Linked DNA regions of Homo sapiens: regions 2 and 3 are each linked to region 1. Evidence: chromatin loops called from intact Hi-C (ENCODE). Cell type or tissue: Calu3. All regions are shown on one strand.

Region 1 (8,000 bases):
ATAGACTAGATAAAGAAAATATGGTACATATACACCATGGAATACTACACAGCTATAAAACATAATGAGATCATGTCGTTTGCAGCAACATGGATGGAAAGGACATGTGAAGGCCACTGTCCTAAGTGAACGAATCCAGCAACACAAAACCTAACACTGCATGTTCACCCTTATAAGTGGGAACTAAACATTGAGTACATATGGACACCAAAAAGGGAATAGATACTAGGGCCTACTTGAGGGTAGAGGGCCGGAGGAGGGTGAGATCCTACAGTATCTCCTAGTCAGGATGGTAGGTACATATTCTTTGAGTTATTACTATCCTTTAAAACCTTCAAAAGACCATGAATATTATGAGTATTTAATACTTAATTAAAGTAAGTATAGTTTAACCCTTTTCCTGTTTGCCCTGAGAACACTTGCCAGTGATACTTGCAGCTGCAGCATTTACCCCAAGATAACTTTGCCACAAAATATCTCACTTTTATGATTATTTTTGCATTATTCTAGTATATCAACTTTGAAAACAAAAGACATCATTCTATTTAGAGCATTTTGTTTTTAGTAGTGGTATTTACACTTACAAAATATAATTTTCAATCACTGAAAATGTCAAATCTTAGAAAACGTCGCATTCTTACACGTGATGTTAACATTGTTCTCGAACAGTTGTTGGCCAAAGATTCATTTGATGAATCTGATTTTTCCGAAATAGATGATTCTGATGATTCAGACAATTATGATGCTAGTTCTGTTTAGAAATAACTCCCATTACAGTTTTTGTCTTTTCACATTGAAAATCAGTCAGATTTGCTACAGCCTCAAAGAGTGTGTTTATGTAAAAATAAATGAGCTCTGGCAGTGAGCTGCACTTATTTTTTTTTTCTAAACAGGAAAAGGGTTAAAGCCTGTATAGAAAATTGTATATACAATAGAAATACAATTACATAACCCAAATAGACAAAGAGGAAAGACTGAAGAAATTTGCCAAAATGCCCAAAAGAAAAAAATCAATTAAGGGGTAAGGCCAAATGGGAATTTTCCCTTGATCTATTTTTCCTGTTTTACAAATTTCATATAATACATTAATTTTATGATGACAAAGTAAAATATTGTTTTAGTTCATTCTATAGTTATATTACATGATGTCACTAAATCTGATGTTTTTTAAAAAAGCATTTATTTTCTAGCCACCATAAAATGTTTAGAAGAATAGCAAATTTATTAGTAGCACCTCTGAGTAGCCCTTCTGAGGATCAAGGATGCTACATGCTCCTGCTCCATAACTGAAGGGTAAATAACTCCACTAGCATCCCATGAAATGTTGTTCTTGAAAGTTCCTGCTCCTTGCGGCCCACAACCAACCACTTATCTTGGCAAGTCTGACAGTTCATCTTTTGTAATACCTCCTGCCTCCATTCCTCCTTCCCCATCATTAATGAATTCTACCCCGAGTAACCAGGTTGTTCTCCCTACCCACCTGCCTGAAATCATGCTATGTTCCTTAATGCTTCCTAACCCTGAAAACAGCTTGGCTTATTCACTGATTCCAAATACATGCACAGAACCTCTCCACCACCCCAAGGGCTGTGCCGTGCTTTTCTTACTGGCTCCTCTCCACACTTCTGTCCTTCCAGGATTGGCACAAACTTCACCTTCTCTGTAAGTTTTTAGACCAACCCAGACTCCACTAGATTTTCCCTTCTTGAAACTTCCATTTTTGGCCTTTATCTTTTGGTGCTTTGTATTAAAATTACCAATATTTGCTCGAACCTGTTTTTTAATGTACTTTTTGTACTTAATTTTGGCTCTCAAGTTCTAAGCATTCAATGCCATTCATCTATTCACAATTCTCAGCCTAGCTAACCTATGAGCACCCATCTTTCATGCTTTAGCATGGTATTTCTACACTTATCAGAAGTTTTGAAATTCTGAGGTTTTCTCTATGATGTAGTTCAACTCCAGGCTAACCTTTACGAATCAGTTGCAAACTGTTTACACTGAAGACAAGTATAGGGGGCATATCTTTAACTCATCTAGGGAGTGAGGACTGCAGGAGAACATCCCCAAAAACGATGCTACAGAAAAAAAAATGTAGGAGAATAAGGATTTGATTTCAGGATGAGGATGTAGTCCCTCATTCAGATTCCCACAAAACATACCTACTCACTGAACTAACTACCCCTCCTAGGCAAAAAAAAAAAAGAAAAAGAAAAAAAAGAAGAAAGAAAGAAAAGAAAGAAAAGAAAAGGAGAAAGAGAAAACAGTAGCTTCCCCCATTAGAGTAAGCCCTGAGCAGTTGGCTCTTTTGCCTAATTGATAGCAGGAATTGGCTTGAAGTCCCATGGAAGAACAAATTTATCACATCTCTTTAATCCCTTAATTGTTGTCAAATTTCTGAAACAAAAATACTGTAAATACTGTCCAGAAATCTAGCTAGCTCAATTTGGAGTTCACTTACAGCTAAGCAGACTGAAGGTACTTGCTTGACCATAGCTTAAACTACTGATCTTTCACCAGACACTGGACTTTGGTGGTAGCCAGCTAACCAAACTCTAAGTGTCTATCATCTGAAGCAAGACAAATCAATGAATTTCTATAAAATCTCTTTAGGCAACCAGATAAACATTTTAATTCAATGATCAAATGGAACATTTGGTTATAGAATAACCTATTTGGGGAAAAGCCAATGGTTCTCAAGGGTATTGTACTCGGACCTATTTAATACCACCTTCATATACAGCTGCACACCAAGGGAATGCACAGATCCTTAGGGGAAAAAATAAATTCCTCTCTTTTCCATTTGTCAAAGAACAAATAAGAGTAGCTATGAGGGGCAGAGTCTTTTACCATTCTCTTTTAAATAATTAATGGCATAAATGCAGCTGCTATTCCTGGATGACCCTAGTCAGAAGCATCTCAGTCACTGCCTTTTACTGCTCCGTCACCTGAAAGGGGTGGAGCTGAGAAGTCATTAGCTGTCATGCATCTGAAACCACCTGGAGCTGTCAAGCCAGCAGCTCTCCATCACAGCTCTACAGTAAGGACACAGCTATTTTTGTCCATTAGAGATCATTTTAGTTCTTGTCTGTAGTTCAGGATAACTGAACTATAAAATATTATTTTATCTTGATATAATATATGACCTTGTCAAATTGTTCTACATAGGTAAGTTGCCTTTTAAAATAACGAAAACCAGAAGAGAAATCTTTGCATGGACTTGCAATCTATCCAAGTCTCCTTATAGACACAAAGCCTGCCTGCTTCCTGCATATAAAGGACTGGGGCTGAGTACTCTTCCCTCTGCTGGTCTTGTACCTAAGTCACTGCATAGGACATTAATTTTCACTGATGCTTGGAGTCAAAACGAGGGCCAGGGGGCAGTACTACACTATGGTTAGGTATGAGAAATACCTTGATGTCCATTTTGCATGCCCTCTACTCTTCACCAAAAGCACTGTTTATAAATTTAAGAGTGGGCTTTAAAAGGCAAGGTAACAGGACTAGTTTGGTGGGAAGATAATGTCGAACTTTCTATATTCAGTCTCAAGGCATGTGTGTTTGCTAATGAGAAGTTTATTAAGTCTTTTACGTCCATTGCCCCCTTTAATCATCCTGTAAAATAGACAGGTCATCTCCTTTTCTGCAGATGAGAAAACTAAGGTAAAGTAACTTGCTCAAAGTCAGACAAAACAGTTGCTGATGAAGGCAGATTCAATCCTAAATTTTCTGACTCTCAAACCAGTGCTTTTTGCACTAGAGTATCCTACCCCTCTGTACCTTATATTGTCTCAATAATGCATGTGGACCTGCCATCCACCATCCATGAATTTATGCAGACACTTTTATAATTTTCAGACTTACAACATAACCAACTCATACCAACTTGGAGTAACTAGTTCCATAAGACTGGAAAAATGGAAAGCAAAATTTTTCTCCTCCCTCCCTCCCTCCCCTTCCCTCATTCCCTCCTTTCCTTCTTTTATTTTATTTGAGGGGGTGTTAATGTATTGCTCAAAGGAAACCTTCCTATTTCTAGCACTTCCCCATTTCTCCATTTGAGAAAAATGTTTGTGCTCACTCACTCCACTTTTTATAAATTTTTATCACATCCCTTCTCAGCCTTTGACTCTTCACACTGTTCAAGTTTTCGCTCAACCATACCTTGCCACCTCTAGCCCAGGGCAGATGCAGCTTAGATTGGCAAAACCTATGTGACAGGTCATTATCACTGACTGCTCTACTCTAAGAAACTTGGAGTTAGCTCAACACAAACAGCATTTCTGTTTCCAGCTCCTTCATTTAATCCCATGGGTTCTTTAGGTATATATAAGGCTTTTCTCTGTTTAAGCGTAAACCTCTTTCGGGTTAAGGTAAAGTTGTATTCCTTTCTGCCTCTTCTTACAGCATCTAGTCTAGTGTCTAAAAACTCAGCCGCTAAAGAGTAAATATTTACAAAATGAACAATTATCCCTTTGGTTGCACTAGGTTCTCCCATCTCTTTGGCCATTTTAACATCTTTTTTCAGAAATTCTTTGATTTCAAGGTCGGAAGCTTTAGAGAGACTTTGAGGTGTCGATTGTTGTTGTTTTGTCCACAGGTATGGGTGCTATATTCCAGCTTACTTCTAAGCCCTGACTGACAGTGTCTGGCATCTTACTGGACTTTATGACCACACGGCTTAGATAGGTTCATAGTGACAGGATTAATTCTCTGGTGCATGGTTAATAGATCAGAACGTTTTGGTCCGTAACACATATCTACACAAATAAGTATTTTCAAAAGTGTTTTTTCATATTTCTCTCACAGACATTTGTATGCTATTTTTCTTCCCATTTCCATAGCCTGTGAGATGTTCCTACCGTGTATTCCAGCATCCCGCTGTTTCACTTCATCAATAGAGTGTCACACATAAACATATAGATCACAAGACATTCCCTTCTACAGATAATTTATCACACTCTCTACAGAGAAAAAAATCCATATTCCATTTAACACCAGGGCTCACATTTCCTTCCCTAAATAACCCATTTGCCTCTCCATTTGCCTGAGACTAAAAAAGATGGGTTGGCTCTTACCCTTCAATAAGTTGTAACTTCAACCTATCTTCATTTAAATTACCCAAATAGAGCAGGCCTATCATTTTATCCTCACATTAAGAGGGTTATCATTTTTATTGTCTTGAGTAAAAATATATAGTACTATCGACCTGGATTTGTAGAAAGTTCTTCTCAAGTCACTCAAATCCAAATATTCATGATAGAAAATGCATCTGATAATTGTTAGTGCCATTTTTGACAGATGTTCAATAGGTAATAATGATCTGCTGCTTTGACTAATCCAGCCAAATCAGCAGCTTTAGACAGAATCCAAAGGCCAGTTTGGGAGCTCTGCCAATATTTATTCCAAGGGATTTTAACAATATAAATCTTCAACTAAAGAGAGAGTGAGAGAGACGTGAATTATCAGACTCTTTTGCCAATAACTGAGCATAGCATACCTAAAAAAAAGAAAAAAGCTGGACAGAAAACAAAAGCAAAACAAAAAAAAAATATGGCCAGCATAATCATCCGTAGGCTCAATATTTACCAGTTTGTGTGCCATCTGAGCGATTTCCTTTCATCGACCATGCACATGGCATTTTTATTCTCAGGGGACATTATCGCCATGACAACTTTATCAGACTAAACAGTGAAATGCAGCTCTTGGAGTGATCTCAATTTGGGCATGGTTTAGAATATTATTTATGTTATTCTTTTATCAACATCCTTGGTGTGCCCAACAGGGATGAGGACATTTTTTAAATGACTATTAAAATCACAATAAAAAATGTAAAAACTTTACAAAGAGAAAAGAAATAAGCCATTAGGCTGAAAAATGGGCAATCAAAGGAGCTATTGTGCCTGGCAGATGGAGAAGCAGCAGGTGCTGTGGTGTGACGGGACCTTGCTTCCCATCATGTACGCTCTACAATGATGCAGGCTGACAGGGAAGGGAATTAATGTGTCGGAGCAGGTACTTTCTGTCCATTAGCTGATTCCCAATATGTCCTCACAGACTGCTACCAGTGGCTCTTTGATAAAATGGCTTACAATGCACGGCTCCAAAAGTTGTATTGGGAAGGACAGCTGTGAGCGACTCTCCCTTCAATGCCTCAGCTTAACAGAGTGTGAGTGACCAAGTAAACACTTCTCCACCCCAAACTGGGATTAGTGATTTCAGTCCATGAATAAATTATTTGACTACAGCTGCTATGAATACATTATTGTGACCAAGGGCCACAAGCTCTCAGTGTGGGCGATGGATGGGGACACTGATGAGGAGAATTCTCAAGGTAACAAATTAGCTTTCAAACAAATGAGACTTGGAAAGGCCTGAGAGAATGCTCACCTCTCTGCTTTCAGAGAAAAAAAAAAGCCAAATTATGAAGCAGCCACGTGAATTGGAGGGTCAGTTTAGACAGACATAACACATTAAATGTGGTAAACTCAGATACTCTGAGGCTTTGTCATGTGTCAGGCTGGTTTCCTATCTTTTTTTTCTTTTTATCTTCCCATTTTTTTCTTTCCTTTTTAATCTTGAGCTTATGTTCCAGTTCTGCACACAGTCACCTGTGAAAACTCAAAATGAGACTGAAATAGAAACAGGTTAAAATAAAATGTGTACAGTTGATAAGATTAGCTCTTTCCATATCTTTGTCCAATAAACTAACTGAATTGCCAAATTGTTTATTAGCTTTGGCTAAGACAACCAAGACAACTGGATTAAGAAATGATAGACTTTTTGCTTTCTTTCCATTTTCCAATCTGAATTGAAAAGCCAGGGCTAGCTATCCCACTCATGATGTTTAGTTATCAAAGGAAAGATGAGCATGGATTGGCATTTATGTTAAAACGTTGGAAATTACGTACACATCAAAGGAATGTTAGCAATCTAAGGACTCAAATCTAGCCTTCCTCATCCCCTAATATAAATAAGGGACATGTTATTCTACCTCAAAAAATCCTGTATTTTTTCTGCATAGCACTTATTACCTTGTCATGAATAAATACTTTTCATTTAATATCTGTCAAACCCCACTAAATTCTGACATGAAGAGGAAAAAGATGTATATATCTTGCTTACCATTGTATACTCAGCACTTAGCAAAATACTGGTCCCCTGGTAAAAGCTCAGTAAATATTTGTGGAAAGAAAAAAAAGAATAAAGGAAGAAGATGAATAAAGTGAGAAAAAAAAAAAAAGGAAAGAGACCAAGGGAGGACCCAAAGGATGAGGAACAATCTTCAGCATCTCTCTATTTTTGCATGTCTTCTTTAGCACCCTCTATAAAAGCCTTCAACTCCTTGAGATGCCTAAACAAATTCTACATTTTTTAAGGAGGAAGAAGAGAAAAGGAAGAGGAAGAAAATACATCTAAGTTGACAATGATAGGATAGATATCATTGAATGGCATCCAAGGACATTTGGCAGTTCAAAGACAATAGCCAGGTATTTACAGCCTTGGTCTTGAAATCAATTTCATAAAGAGATGATGGAAATCAGAATATTTTAGTCAGACTGGAGTGGGTTTTAGCCTATTCAGAGACCATACCCAGAAAGTTTAAAATTATCCTTGGATGTCTTGTGGTTCTTATCACATATGTTTGGAATGAACATCCACATTTTATACTGCAGGACATTTTATTCAGATCAGATCACTCTTATTCACGTCCCTACTTAAATCAAATATGAGTGTATTGACTACATAGGATTATACAATGATAACCCATGTTTTAAGAGACAGGGTCCTGCTGTGTTGCCCAGGTTTGAGCGCAGTGGCTATTCACAGGCAAGTAGTGATAACATATTTTAAGTGTTGAAGTAAAACAGTGGATACTATGAATCTGGTGGGAATTGTGCTACCAATGATAACAACATCTAAACTTCACAGCACCTCATAGTTTCCAGAATGACTTAATATTATTTTACTTAAACCTTATTAAATCTTTGAGTGAGCAC
Region 2 (8,000 bases), 480 kb after region 1:
AGTGGCTCACACCTGTAATCTCAGCACTTTGGGAGGCCAAGGCGGGCGGATCACTTGAGGTCAGGAGCTCAAGACCAGCCTGGCCAACATGGTGAAACCCCGTCTTTACTAAAAATGCAAAAAAATTAGCTGGGCATGGTGGCGCACACCTGTAATCCCAGCTACTCAGGAGGCTGAGGCAGGAGAATTGCTTGAGCCCAGAAGGCGGAGGTTGCAGTGAGCCGAGATCACACCACTGCACTCCAGCCTGGGCGACAGAGGAAGACTCTGTCTCAAAAACCAACAACAAAAAAAAAGCAAAATGAAATCAACAATGATGGGAAGAGGAAAATAAAACCCTAAAACCTAAAGCAAACTAAAACAAATGAACCAATCGTGTTTCAAGTGAATACCATAACCATAGTGAAGGAGAAAAAACAAAACAAAACAAAGAACTAATCCAAGTAATTTATGAACGTAGTATTTTTGACTGTATACCCCTAGTCATAGACAAGATTGAGGTTAGAGAGAGCAACAAACAAATCCTGAACTCTTTTTAATACATTTATTACTTATACAGGTATTGGCAAAACAATTCTGAAACTATTTTAAATGCATTATAGAACTAAACAGATGAGTAAATGTATTGATGTTGTCCACAGCCAAGGGTTAATGCCTGCTTGAGACACACTAACGGCACAGGGTAAGAGTTGCTCCCCAGAGCCTAGCATCAATCATGATTTACTCAGGAATAGAGACAGAAGCAGTTTCATACAGACACACAGAAGAGAAAGAGAAGTGAAAATGGAGTCAGAGATTAGGGTAATGCAGCCACAAGCCAAGAAATACCTACAGCCACTACAAGATGGAAGAGACGAGGAACAGATTCTCCCCTTAGAACCTTCTGAGGAAGTGTGGCTCTGCCCACACCTTGATTTTAGACTTCTGGCCTCCAGAACTGTGAGAATACATTTCCGTTGTCTTCAGCCATGAAGTAGGTGACAATTTGTTACTGTAGCCTCAGGAAAGCTGCAAAGTGGGTATATTATTATCTTTACTTGCCAGGTAAGGAATGAGAGGCATGAATAGGTCAAGTAACCTGCCCAAGGTCAAGAACTAGTGAACAGTGAAGACAGTACTAGAACCCAGGAAATCTGAGCATAAAGACAGCCCTTATAACCTCTATTTCATACCCTTTCTATCAACTAGTGCTTAAAGAAGATAACTATATATAGTAGATATCCTTCCATGTTAAAATGTGATTAAGTAGAAAAGCAAGTTACAGCACTCTATGTAAACATAATTTGGTGAGTGAGCATGGAATCTCACCTCAATAAAAGTTCATAGATTTGCTGGATAAAAAATTATAAGAAATAAATTCCTAATTGGGCTCAGAAAACAGAAACATTCCCAATAGGCAGAAATTAAGAAGGAACATAAATCCAAACTGATAAGCTTGTGAGCAAGGGCTGGAGTTTAATATCCATGAGGGTGCAAGCAACTTAGTTTCAGAATGCACAAGGAAGGGAGTAGGAAGTGAAACCCTCAGATAAAGCCAGGATTCCTGAAGGGCTGTCCCTCAGTAAAGTGGACTAGATAGACTCCCTGATTAGCTCAGAGAAGGAACAAAGAAGTTTGTCTTTATGGGGAAACAGTCCTCCATTAGAAATAGCAGGCCCAGGCCTGTTCCACACATGTACATGGGCTCTGAATTTATAAAACCCACATGGTACAGGAACTTCCAGCCAATAAATTAATGTAAAAATGGGCCCCATATAAGTGAAACCCTGGAGCTTCTAGCAAAAGCAAACACAAAACTGTTTAGAAATAAGACTTCTAATACCTAAAGGATACAGAACATTCTAAGACATACAGACACACACACAAATAAATAAATTCTGACTGAAAATAAGCTGACAATAAAAAATTACAAAACGTAGTAGAAAAAGAGTTACCATAAGGAAGGGTCAGCAGTCATTGCAAAAGGAAAGATTTGTATGATCGATAACATAACAACCTAAAAGAGATTGTTAAATAATTGTGGTTTCAACTAAAAAGATTTGAAACCATAAGGAAAGGACAGGCACTGTGCCAAAAAAAAAAAAAAAAAAAAAAAAAAAAAAAAAATGAGATAACTTCTAGGCCAGACACGGTGGCTCACACCTGTAATTCCAGCATTTATGGAGGCTGAGGCAAGCAGATTACTTGAGGTCAGGAGTTCGAGACCAGCCTGGCCAACATGGCAAAATCCCGCCTCTACTAAAAATACAAAAAGTAGCCAAGTGTGGTGGCAGGCGCCTATAGTCCCAGCTACTGGGGAGGCTGAGGCAGGAGAATCTCCTGAACTCTGGAGGCGGAGGTTGCAGTGAGCTGAGACCATGCCACTGCACTCCAGCCTGGGCGACAGAGCAGGATTCCATCTCAAAAAAAAAAAAAAAAAAAGAAGGAGAGAACTTCTAGAAATGAAAATGATGTAAAACTCAACGAACAGGTTAAAGAGTAAAAATGGCTGAGAACACAGATGTAAAAAAAAATCATTCAAAATGCAGCAATAAGAGATAAAGATATAGAAGATATGAGAGATACTTACATAAATTTAACACAAAAGAAAATAAGAGAGAGAGGTTAAGAGAGTTGAGAAGTTTTAAAATACATCTCATTTAAATTCCAGGAGAGAAATTAGAGTATGAGGTAAAAGCAACAATCAGAATAAAATGTCTGAGAATTTATGAGACTTGATGAAAGACAGGAGTATCAATCAGAGTTTAGGCAGAAAGCACACTCAAACCAGGTAATTGAGAAAGGTTTTTTAATAAGGTGACTTTTTTTGTTGTTGTTTTTGACACAGTCTCGCTCTGTTGCTCAGGCTGGAGTGCAGTGGCGCAGTCCTAGCTCACTGTAACCTTGAGCTCCTGGGCTCAAAGAATTCTCTCACCTCAGCCTCCCAAGTAGCTGGAACTACAGGTACTGTTTTTTGTTTTTTGTTTTTGTTTTTGTTGTTTTTAGAGTCTCGCTCTGTTGTCCAGGCTGGAGGGCAGTAGCACGATCTCAGCTGACTGCAACTTCCACCTCCTGGGTTCAAGCTATTCTCGTGCCTCTGCTCCCGAGTAGCTGGGATTACAGGTGCGCCACCATGCCCAGATAATTTTTGTATTTTTAGTGGAAAGCTTTCACCATTTTGGTCAGGCTGGTCTTGAACTCCTAACCTCACGTGATCCACCCACCTCAGCCTCCCAAAATGCTGGGATTACAGGCGTGAGGCACTGTGCCTGGCTTTTTTTTACTTTTTGTACAGATGAGGGTCTCCCTATGTTGCCCAAGTTGGTCTTGAACTTCTGGCCACAAGAGATCCTCCTGCCTCCACCTCCCAAAGTGCTGGGATTACACGCGTGAGCCACCATACCTGGCCTAAAGCAACTATTTTAAAAGGTGAGAGCAAGGCAAAGGGAAAACAACAAGGGACGGAGGGACCACTGAGAGCAAGGATTCGAAGAGGCAAGGGGAGGGAGAGGCCACCAGAACTCAGAGAAACTGTATGAAGGTTGTCCAGAAGCATAGCTGTGCCCTCAGTGGAGGGACGCATCCAAGCCCTGGTAAACTAGCCGGAGGGAGCCTGGAGAATAACACCTCCACCTCACTCTCCTCACACCCTGGGAGCTTCTGCAGGTGCCTCTCATAGATGAAACTGTACTGAAAGTCAAAGGGCCAGGAAAGATGCAATCCATCCATTAGCTTTCTGGGTTCAGGGCCTGTAGGTGAAGACCCCTTTACCTGAACAGCTCCCTACTATAGCTGTACGGTACTTACCAGTTTTCCATAACTCTGTCCACCTTTATAGATAGTCCCTAGGCATTGTAAATAGGCAGTGTGCCATCTGCTTCCTGCAAGGACTTTGACAGCCTTTATTGATAGGCACACGCACACACACACACGTGTTATATAAGTGGATAGGAGAAGGGAGAGGAAAGAGAGAAACAGGGAGGGGAAAGAGAGCAAGAGAGAGAGAGAGGAGAGACTAAAAATAAGTATACCAAAGTGCAACCATTTTGATCTTTGGGTTTATTTTCCTTTTGCTTACTATATTTTCTAATTCTTTTATAGTGAACATGGAGTATAATGGCACAAAAGATAGATCTTTTAATAATACTGAATCTGTCAAAATTGTGGATTCCTAACCGATTCATTTGCTACTAGACTGACATCATCCCTAACTCAGACTCCCTGTCAGAGCTAAAGACTAAATCAGTGATGTAGCTGTGGGGAAAAAAGAGGGGAGGATTCAAATCAAGTATTAGGCAACAGTTTGTAAGTAGTGAATTATCTTATAAACAGGGTTATATGTATCCTTGCTTAAGCTCAGTAAAATACAATCTCTAAAAAGTGCATGGCTGAGTTTGTGAAGTTGGCATCCAGGCCTGTGAAAGGCAACAAGAAGTCCTATGCAGCCTAGATCGTAGCTTAGGTTTCAGACATGTAAAAATAAATTTTATCCTCATGATTCAACCTGAGGAAACTGATTTTAAAAAAATAAAAACAAAAAAATAAGTTTTGTATTTAAAAAACAACAATAAAATTACATCTCTGACTGTCTAGAATCCTTCAAGAAATGAGGAGCTGAACTTTTACCTTGGCCAAAATTGAAGATGGACATTATGTTCATAAATGCTTGCTAGATTTTTTAAATCTACACACACAGCTAATCATTGCCCGAAACTCAAATATCCATATGATGGAACTTGAGGTGAAATCTGGCTTTTGATGGATTAGAAGGCAGGTCCTCATTTCATCTCTTGCTTCTGTTGCTACCTGGAATGTGACACATTCTTGATTACAGCACAATAAACGGGCTTGGATTCAGAGGAAATAGCGCCATCTACTGCAACACCACTCAAATACTAGTTCACTGTGCTTTCCCCACAAGCCTTTCACTTCATTGTTCTAGCTCAGACTAGCTTGTGAGAATTAACAAGATTTGGGTTGGAGGTTGGAGGGAAGGGAACCATGGCCACAGGCCAACACTTAACTGTATTAAAAATCCCAAGTCTTTAGTGAGAATTATTTGTTATTAACATTGTAATGCTATTAAGCAGGGATAATTGATGGAAGCCATTTTACGAGGCACTCAAATGCAAGTGTCAATTTCTTGGCATTTATATGAGAAATGACATCATCAGCCCAATTCTCTGATGAGGAGTGCAGGAGGATATAAAAGCCAGTAGAGACAGTTATGAGCCCTTGGGTCCTTAACAGCAGCTGCTACTTCCTCACGCCCCTACCCATACCATTGGAGAGATTATTATACCCAAGTCCTACTTTCGTCCTTTATCTGAGATAGCAACTCACATTCAGGTGAGGGAGACAAGAGGAGGCATTGCAGCTACACATATGTTCATCTTAAATTCTGCAAAAAGTAGACTTTTCTACATCTGAAGCAGGACAGAATAATAGGCATAAGTTCAGAGAGCAGGCAAGCCATGGGACTTGGTGGGTCAGGCAGGATCACAGAAGATTCCACTAATAATTGACAGATAGCTTCACAAGAGACCAGCTGTCGGCCCCGTATGAGATGAAATGCAAATACAGCTGTCTTTGGACTTTGGCTCAAACCCTGCTTGGCATGCAAATGCACATGTACCTCTTCCAGCTCTAAAATTCTATGGCAGCTCACTTACACTTACATTAAACCGTGTAATAAACAGAAAACCTGGCTCAGAGCAGCATCAAAACCAGAGTCCCCTGGCCTTTCTCACTCCTTCTTGAATTCCTACCCCATCACTCTGAAGGCTTGAGAAGTTTCTTGCTCAACAGCTACATCTTTGGGTCTACAGAATTGCCTAACTGTATTATTCCTCTTGCTGGATTCTCTTTATTATAAAACTAGAATCTTGGGGGTTGGGGAAAAAAGCCTCAGTGCCTCCACAAAGAAAGTTAATATCTATATTAAGTAATTATTAATGCCACATTTCACACCTTTCACCACTTGGTCTTTCATTCTTCCTGCCCAGTTAAGAGTCACCTCACACTCACACTTTCACCCATTCATTTGTTGGTTTTTCAAACCATCTATGCTAAATTCTACCATCTGGCTGTTTGAGTGCAATGACCTAGTAGCTGGGTTTTATGGATCTCCAACAAAGAGTGAAATACACTGTATTATGTGAGCAAAGTCTTAGACTGTGAATTGGCATGATGCCTTGCTACTTTTCTTGACTCATCTTTGGGTGTTTTACCTAGGAGTAGACTTTGAAGAGTCTATCACACACCCAATGAATCTGCAGCTTGACCTGGTGCTCCTGGCCACTTGTCCATTTCCACATGGGAACAGTTAGACAGAATCACGTATACACTTTTGGGGGTGGGGAAACAAAAACTCAAAAGCCTTCAACTTTCTGTGGTGCTCGGCAGTCCTTCTGGATGTCCCTTTCTCATTCCTCACATCAGCAATTTCTTAAACTTTATCTGCCTTTCTAAGTTTCTTGTCTCACCCCCTCCCTCCTTCTGCACAGAGGGGAAAATGAGGACTTGAGAACTGAGCTCCTTTCATTTCCTCCTCCCCCATCTCCATCTCTTTGCCCCCACTCCTAAACACATCACTGTCCCTGTGACATGTTCCTCCTTTTATCCAGGACTAATCCTTTCACCTGAGCTTCCAGCCTTAGAGACTTGACTCCATCATCATCATCTCTCATGCTTCTCCATCTCTAGAATTTTTTCATTCAGGAGTCTCACAGTTCTCAAATGTGAAAGGGAAAAAAAGAAAAAGAGAGGAAGGACAGAAGGAGGGAAGGAGGGAGGGGAGGGGAGGGAAGGGAAGGGAAAAAAACTTCCTCAAGACAACATCTCCTCTGATTTTCACCAAATCTCTTTCCTCCCCACACAGACAAAATACCCAACAGAGTATGAGGTCTATTTGTGTCTCCATTTCCTCACCAACTGCTCTTTCAGCAACTCAATGCCATCCTGATTCAGCTTCCACCACTGCACTTAAACCTAACTGAGGTGTATTTGTGCCATTGTATGTGTGGTGCATCACACCTGCCTGGTTTATGGTGAAAGCGCCATGAGTGTTAGCATAGAAACAAAACCTCTCTGGCCAATCTCCTCCTAATTGGTAAACCAAGTGGGCACTTTCCAATTTTTCCTTCAATTGACTTTTCTCCACCAGCAGTGCTTCCTCAGACATCTTCTCCCACACTGGCTTCCAAGTCCTTTCCCTCTCCTGAAGTTTCTCCTACCTCTGACTCCATGCCTTTAATCTTCATCTCTTGGCTATGTACTCTTGCTGGGGACTTCAGCAACTCTCATAAGAGCAATTACCATCTATATGATCATAAATGTAACATGGTGCAGTGATGACTTACAGTCTATACCTGCATCCCAGAACTCTATTATTTTCATTCCACAAACATAATAAGTTCTTACTATGTGCCAGTTTAATAGTCCTCCCCATAGGAACTCTCCATTGAAATGATCCACAGGCATCTAAACTCAGCATGTTCAAAACTTAAATTATTGTGCCACACACACACACACACACACACACAGTCATATTATTCTTCTGTCTTTCCTTTTTAAGTAAGTGGTACCACCCATGCACCAAGTCAACCAAATGAGAAATGTAGTAACAATCTTAAAATCTCTTTTCACCCACACCTACATCCAAATAGTCACCAAGTCCTGTGGATTCTACCTCCTAAATTCCCTAGAATCACTCCCCTCCTCTCCAGTCCACTGTCCCACCTCAGTTAAGCCTCCACCCTTTTTCACCGGCATTACTGCAAAGTCTCTTAATTGGCCTCTCCTTTCAGTCTTAGTCTCGGCCAAACAATTCTCCACACTGGCCTTTCTAAAATAAATCTAATAATAGCACCTCTCGGTCTTAAAAAATTCTGTGGATCTCTACTGGCCTCAGATAAGATCCAAACCCATAAAAATGCCAATGATCCAGCTCCCAGCTACCTATCTAGGATCACATCTCAACACCCCACTCTCCTACCTATATTCAGTGCCTGTGGTTTCCC
Region 3 (8,000 bases), 570 kb after region 1:
TATATATATATATATATTTTTTTTTTTTTTTTTTTTTTTTTTGAGATGGATCTCACCACTGAACTCCAGCCTGGGCAACAGAGCAAGACCCTGTCTCAAAACAAACAAACAAAAATTGTAGCTAAAATCAAGAGAGAGGTCTTGAGAAAGAACTGGAGCCACCTAAAAAGCTAAATAAAGCCAGGGTCCTGATTGATACATTCTCATTTCAAACATTAATCTCATTAGGATCTTAAGATAGAATACATCCCTAATTTAAGTTTTAAACATATGGTCATCATGTGCATTATGGGCTTCAAGAAGTACTGATCACTCAGTGACCAACTCAACCACAGCTCTATAACCCAGCATTCAAAGACATAGATGAACAAACCCCAAATCATTATTAATTATGCATAAAGATGATAAATGGGGTCTCATTTCATGTGTTAACATGAATTAGTGGGAAGGGGCTGCATAGAACAGAGTACTGAGAAGAATTGTAGGGCTATATCTGGGCTCTGCAGGAATAAATTCTGTGATCATCTAGACATGTCTGCACAGAATGGGGAGTAGCAGCATTTGAAACACATAGGTGTCTTTTCAGGATATGGTTTTACTATTACTGCTGTATCACCGTATGCCATTGGTGTCTTTCATAAATACCTTTTTAAAACATTAACACATGAAGACCTACAATGACTCTTGCACTTTGTGCAAATCTATTTCCTTGAGTCAGAGAGTTTTTCAGATCAACTAGATCAAGGAACTGAGCTGAACTGAGGCTTATGATCTTGAAGCCATCAATACAGAGCTCTGGCTGAATCAAACTAAACTTCAAGCTCCAAGAACTTCATATACTCATAAAATCTGTATTTCTTTTAATATGGAAACACCAGAGTGATTTTTAAATTTTCTTTAGCAACAGAACTCTTCGTTTAAATTAAATCTCACACAAAACCATACACAGACAAAAGTAGATTTGTTCTTATTAAAGAGAGAAATGCCAGAGGCCCACCTTGCCTTTGACCTTCACCTCAAGCATCTCATCAGGTCTCTGAGATCTGGAGGGCTGTTTGAACACTAAGAGGAAACCGCTTAGATTGCTTGGGGCCCTATGTAATTGTAGCACTATAATATTGCGATCAATTAACCAACTCTTTTACCCTGATATTCTCAATTATGTTGTGAGTCAACCCCATTCATGCATCCAAACAGGAGGCATCCATTGCCTGAAGGAGGATTCATCCCATGGAATTGCAGAGCCAAATGGTCACATGCTTAGCTTTTGTTTTCAAAGGCGAGGTACAGGTTGAGTTGGTCTGCCTGATGAATGCTGGGCTATACTACGGCAAAACTGAACCAGAAATATCAGTGGATTGGCACAAGAAAAGTTATTTGGGTTGGGCCTCCCCATTCTAGCTTTTAGCAACATCATCTGGAATACAGATCCCCTGAAGGTCAATAAAGAGAGGAAGAGAGAATGGAGAACTCACACTCACTGTTAAATTCCTCAGCCTGTATATCAGTCAGCTAGGGCTGCCATAATAAAATGCTGTAGACTGGGTGGCTCAAACAACAGAAATTTATTTCTCACAGCTCTGGAGGCTGGAAGTCCGAGATCAAGGTGTGAGAGATTTGGTTTCTCCGGAGGCTTCTCTCCGTGGCTTGCCGATGGCCACCTACTCTCTGCATGCTCACATGAAGTGTGCAGATCCCTACTGTTTCTTTCTTTTCTTATAAGGACACCAGTCAATTGGATTAGGGCCTCACCATTATAACCTTAATTACTTGTTTAAAGACTGTCTCCAAATACAATCCCATTGAAGTTAGGGCTTCAATGGGGTTGAGGGGATGGGGTGAGACAATTCAGTCCCTAACAGCCTGGAAATATGAAATACTATTCCCATTCAAATTGTATTGGCTAGAACAGGTCACATGGCTCCACCTAACTACAAGATGGGCTGGTAAGTTTCAACTTCACTTGTGCCAGGGAGGAAAGGAGAACCAGGTATGAGTGAGCACTAGCAATTTTTACCTCACAAGAATATGGTGAAAAGATTTAAGAATATATGTGATTGGGCACAGTTGTTCCCACTCCTAGAATGACAGCAATGAAAGAAAAGTGATGAGGGCAATTCACAAAGGGCCTTTATTTGGAGAGACCATGTGGACAGAAACACAGACAGCATCCAGAGATACACCCCCACGCCCCACCTCCTCTAAGCAGTCACCCCCAGCACCAGGGAGACAAACAGAACTGAGTCAGTGCTACAGATAGTCAGATACTCCAGACTCCATTAGTGTTCTACATGGCCAGAGCTGAGGAGTCACAATAGTCATCCTTCCCTCTGGCATCTGGGCAGGACCTTTGATCAACAGTAGCCAGCACACTGCCCAGTGACCATCCACAGGACTGATGCCCACGTGAGCCCCCAGACTTAGTCATTATCTGACGACTCCAGTGGACAATCCCCCTCCACACACATTCACTCATAACGTAAGGTTCTCAGAGATCCAGAGGCAGAGAGTAGGGATGGTGTAGGAGGGTGGTGGTACCTGGTTCATGGTACTCTGTTACAGCAACAGAAAACAGACGAAGACAGGTCAGTACTCTTTAAATCTTTCTAGGTGGAGGGAAAGAACCTTCATCAGCCATCCTCCTCTCCTGTGGGATTGGAAAAAACAGCTCAAGATTTCCCCTCAGGCCAGGGCAAAACTGAACTAACCTTCTACTTTGAGAGGCACCAAACTAACTCCTGTTAACTCAAGGAAAGCCATAGAGCCATCTACTGGTCACAAGTAAAAGGAGGAAGTCATCTAAAAACAACACAAAAAAGTAAAAATATTCAAATTCATCTTTAATAACTTCACAGAGAAATGTGATAGGAAGCATCCTCTCATTCCCTTCAATATAAATACATGAGAATATTTTCTTAAATATAAGAATATATAAGAGACACCTGAAGTCAGATATGCCTTTAGTAAATGTGTTTAGGGAATTAGCATTGTAATATACTAGGAGGTCATCTAGTCCATAGTTCTTAGGTGCTCTTCAATTCTCTCAATTCTACATGTTCAAAATCTGTAAAAATAAGACACGAAGACACGAATTCATTTTTTAAAACCTGAAACCTGCAAGTTTAATTAAGGAATTCGAGATCCTGCAGTTTGGCTGACAAATGATATAGTCAGCACCCAATTTTCTCCTATTAGGTGATCTGCAGTACACAATCAGAGCCGCTAGGCCAATTTTCCTGAATGGTCATAAAGGTTTTTAACAAAGAAAGAGCTCCAAAAACTTGGGAATGGGATGAGGGCAATAAAGACTTCATTCAACCAGGGGCCCACTTTAAAGGGCAATATTGGATTGAAAAATTGAGCTACATCAGTTAAAGCACCAAACGGCCTTGCTGCTTAAAGATAGCTGATGAGTCATGTTCAACTCAACCTCCCCCTAACCTCCAGAGGCCTAGAATGTGACTCTAATGTAGTTTCTGCTTCCAAGTACAAAACCCAGACAAGACGCCCCGGCAAAGTCTCGGAAGAAACACCTTAGGGTCATTTTCACAGCCTATGAGCATCATTCCAATGCCCAGCCCGAGATATCATGCAGGGTACGGCGAATGCTACATTTGAGCACAGAACGTCTGACCTTCCATTTAGGGTCAGAAATTGGCTAATCTGTTTCTCAGACTTGCTCCACAGAAACTAAACCGACAGATCACGTTTAACTAAAACGATGCCAGACGCCATCCGTTCTCCAAAGAAATCTTCGAGACACGCTGGCCACATGCATCAAGTACACAGCGCCACCTACAGCATTATTGGTGCAATTCACCATCGCCCTCTTCACCGGCCGCACTGGTATCGCAGATACAGCCTGAGAGAATTGCTACATCAGGCAGACAGTATCTGACCTAGACTTTAAACGTCACAGGTATTATGTTTATTTGGGGATGAAAAAAAAAAAAAGAAAAGAACGTGCGATAGCAGGGAGGAGGCTGCGTTGATTGGTTATATGCCTGTCTGCTTTCTTGCTTGTTTCAGGCTAACATCATTGAATTCTAACATGGCAATTCTTTTTTTCCAAGATCTGCTGCAGGGAAAATCATCATGGCACATGTTTACCTATGTAACAAACCTGTACAGCCTGTATATGTACCCTAGGAACTTAAAATATAAAATAAAAAATAAACTTCAAAAAAGATCTGCTGCAGGAATTCACCAGGGTGTCAAATCAATCAGAAATAACCATCAAGAGCAGTTGACATGAAAATATGATGTGAAACTGTCATTCAGTCATCTGCCATCTATGAAATTAGAAAATAAAACCCTAGCTCTAGAATCCTCAAACTTGCAGATGCTGCAGTGGCGTGAGATCATAGCCAAAGGTTCTAGAAAAAGTCACAATCTTTTCACTAACTTCTAAAAGTCCGCCATATTTCCCATCTCTCTCATCTTCACGGGTCCTTTTATTTATGTTTTAATTCAAACTGATCAAGCATCTACTATGTGCTACAGAGATAAGATAGAAAGAGGAATAGATATATATATTATATATAATTATAATATATATAATTTATTATATATATAAATTATAATGCTTCGCAGTATAACTTTATCACTTCAATATAACATGCTGTATATACAGACCCATGTTTTCTACTTGCTTTTTGTTGTTGTTCAGAGAAGGATCACTGGGTCTGGGGCAATCAGAGAAGACGTCATGAGGACTGGAAAACCTTATTTCTTGAAGTTCAAGCTCAAGTATCAACAAGGAAGAAAATGCCAAATAGAAGGAATGATATGAGCGAAGGAGGTGTGAAGGTAGGGAAGTTCTAGATGTGCCCTGTGTAAAATATCGCTTGTGCATCCACACACACAGGTAGAAAGAGAGATAGACACACCCTCAATCACGCACCATTCACTCTATCCCCTTACTCTGCTTTATTCTTTCTCACAACATTTACTATTACCTGATGCATATGTATTTGTGTGATTACTGTCTCTTTCCAGGACAAGCTCCATGACAGCAAGAACTTCATTTCATTCACTGCTCTGTCCTCAGTGCCTAGTTCAGTGCCTGACACATTGCAGCTTCTAGATAAGTATGGAAAGGAGGAAAGGAGGAAGGGAGGAAGGGAGGGATGGAGGGATGGAGGGAGGGAGGGAGGAAAGAAGGAAGGAAGGAAGGAAAAGGAAGGAAAGAAGGAAGGAGGGAAGGAAGGAAGGGAGGGAGGAAGGGAGGGAGGGAGGAAGGAAAAGGAAGGAAGGGAGGGAGGAAGGAAAAGGAAGGAAGGAAGGAAAAGGAAGGAAGGAGGGAAGGAAGGAAGGAAGGAAAAGGAAGGAAGGAGGGAAGGAAAAGGAAGGGAGGGAGGAAGAAAGGAAAAGGAAGGAAGGAAGGGAGGGAGGGAGGGAGGGGAGGGAGGGAGGGAGGGAGGAGAGAAAAAAGAAGGGAGGGAGGGAGGGAGGATGAGAGGATGAGGAGGTGCTCATAACATCCACGGAGAAACACATCAGAGAGTCTTGGGAAACTTGATGGCCAGGGCAAATGGGGACAGAGTGGGGAGCGTCTTGAATGCTGGATGAGAAGCTTGGGTTTTTTCCTGCTTCTTCAAAGATGCCAGCATGGTCAAAAAATAAGGACAGTAGCTATGCTTTTAGAAGATTAATCTGGTGCAAATATTGGATGAATTTTAGGGAAATGAGACTAGAGGTAAAATAGCAGTTACTTTAAAATAGATAATGATAGTGATGGGTTACAGCCATTCAATAAAATGGGAATCAATGAGACCTTAGCGTATAAATAATTAAATAAATAAGTACGAAGTATAAGGTGGGTTTGGAATATCTTGTTTCAGAAAGTAAAGAAGTATTCAAAGATTGATACAGACGTGTCAAAAGGACTTGGGAGCCAGCCTGAAGGGAGTTTCACTGGCCAAATTTGGAAAATTTGACCTTTGAAATAAATAATGATAGTGATGATTTACAATCCATTGGATAAAATGAGAATCTATGAGGCCTTAAAGATATAAATAAACAAGTGGGTGAGAAGGGAAAGCCCTTCCTTACAGTGAATGCCAACTAATAAAAGTAGATAGGATGACAGAAATGGGAGATTATAGATCTTATTCTATGATGTGGCAACCATGATAGAGGAAGATGTCAATAATTGCTAAGGATGGTGGGTAAAGGTTCAGTGAGGAACAGGATATTGGTACAATGCCAGAATATCTCCCTACAAAATACTCATTAATCACAATGGAAAAAACAGTGGCTTTTTGGAGGAGAAATATGACAGAAACCAACTTGACAAAGTGGTCAAGGTAACACCAAGGGAAGAATCTACATTCTGCATCAGGAAGAGCACAGCATAATTTTCTGGAAGTCTTCCAGGAGTGCACGGCTTGAGTCTGGCCATGAGGACACATCGGACAGACCCAGGTCAGCCTTCAAAATCAAAAGTCATGCTATGGTTTGAATGTGTCCCCAGAAGTTTATGTGTTGAAAATATAATTCCCAGTGGGATTATATCTAGACATAGGTTTTTAGGCGGTAACTAAACTTAAATGAGATCATAAGGATGAGGCCCTAATTCAGTAGGACTAGTGGCTCTGTAAGAAGAGCAAGAGAGACCTGAGATGGTATCCACTGGCCCTCTCACCATGTAAATGCCTTCCACCTCCATCAAAAGGGGGCCCTAGACCTCAGACTTCCCAAGACAATGAACCCAAGACATTTCACTATGATTTGTCAAGAGCGAAGATTAAAGAAAAAAGCAGGGGCCAGGCATGGTGGCTCACGCCTGTAATCTCAGCACTTTGGGAAGCCGAGGCAGGTGGATCACTTGAGGTCAGGAGTTCAAGACCAGCCTGACCAACATGGAGAAACCCCGTCTCTACTAAAAATACAAAATTAGCCGGGCGTAGTGGCGCATGCCTGTAATCCCAGCTACTCAGGAGGCTAAGGCAGGAGAATCGCTTGAACCCGGGAGGCAGAGGTTGCGGTGAGCTGAGATCACACCATTGCACTCCAGCCTGGGCAACAAGAGCAAAACTCTTTCTCAAAAAAAAAAGAAAAAAAGAAAAAGAAAAGCAAAGAAAAGAAAAAAGGCCAGGAAGTTAGTAACATTTGTAGATAATCAGTGTTTATCAATGGCTTCACATTGATTTACAGCCCACCTCCCTCAAACTAAAACTTGAGGACTTCTCATGCAAAGCACTGCTTTCATGGAGATAGCATAGGGCATTTAGACCAAAACTTGGATTCTAGCTTTAGCGCCAATGCTTGCCATGTGGCATTACTGTAGTTGCCCCCCAAGCCTCAGTTTCCTTACTTGTAAAATGGATATGACAGTAGCAACTTCAGAGATAAAATATGCATAAACCAATCCCATCTATTTTATAACTAGTGAGTGTCATTGTTCAGAAATCAAACATTTTAGCACTGAAATATGCAGCTGGCTGTAATCGTGGAATGACATTGCTCTGCCTGGTTTTACTGGCTTGAATTTCTGACAGTGCTTCCAGCTGCCTAGTTTTCCATTCGTCCAGTCCTATTGTTTACATGGAATGACACCCAAGATTTCCTGAAGCTTATGGCTTTATTTGCACTTCTGGCTTTGCTGACTCCCCGTCGAGTGCTGTCAGCAAAGTGAGCAAGAGCAGCCCTGGGCTCATCAGCCACCAGCACTCTTGCCTTATTAGGAATGGTGGCCCTGCACAACAGGACCCATGGCGGCCAAGAACACACAACCTTGCTTGCAAGGGAACACCAGACAGATGTAACATGAGGAACGTCCTATTAAAACAACAGGGGGAAGGGAAGTGTCCCTCAATAATGTCAAGGTTATAAAAGACAAAGAAAGGCTGTGGAAATGTTCCAGATGAAGGAAAGCTGAAGAAACAGGACAACTAAATGCAGCCTGACCCTACAGGGGATTCTGTGCTGGAGGGAAAAATGCTGGAAAAAAACATCATTAGACCAACTGATAAAATTGGCATATGAACAGTAGATTA

What was found. Hi-C counts contacts between places; a loop is a spot of excess contacts. Peaks named below come from ENCODE experiments on the same cell type or tissue, not always from the same donor. Only the 100,000 strongest peaks of a DNase experiment are listed, where the experiment ranks them.
Region 2: a loop joins it to region 1, with 8 times the contacts of the local background. A loop is called at or near these places in 15 of 110 quality-filtered maps.
Region 3: a loop joins it to region 1, with 7 times the contacts of the local background. A loop is called at or near these places in 10 of 110 quality-filtered maps.

Annotation. Positions count from the first base shown.
Region 1 is chr15:46,276,303-46,284,302 of GRCh38, reverse strand. No RefSeq gene overlaps it. Among named protein-coding and RNA genes, the nearest start is that of SQOR, 650 kb to the right of the region's middle. In Calu3, no CTCF peak of the experiment used is centred here; a DNase peak (open chromatin) is centred at 3,362.
Region 2 is chr15:45,792,510-45,800,509 of GRCh38, reverse strand. The region is part of intron 1 of LOC105370802 (a long non-coding RNA gene); the gene reads right to left. Among named protein-coding and RNA genes, the nearest start is that of SQOR, 160 kb to the right of the region's middle. In Calu3, a CTCF peak has its summit at 4,862 (motif pointing left); a DNase peak (open chromatin) is centred at 4,849.
Region 3 is chr15:45,710,492-45,718,491 of GRCh38, reverse strand. All of the region lies in intron 1 of LOC105370802 (a long non-coding RNA gene), which reads right to left. It overlaps LOC124900365 (small nucleolar RNA SNORD71), which reads right to left and starts at 7,677; the gene lies at 7,619-7,677. RefSeq lists an enhancer at 3,287-3,581. In Calu3, a CTCF peak has its summit at 3,761; a DNase peak (open chromatin) is centred at 3,791.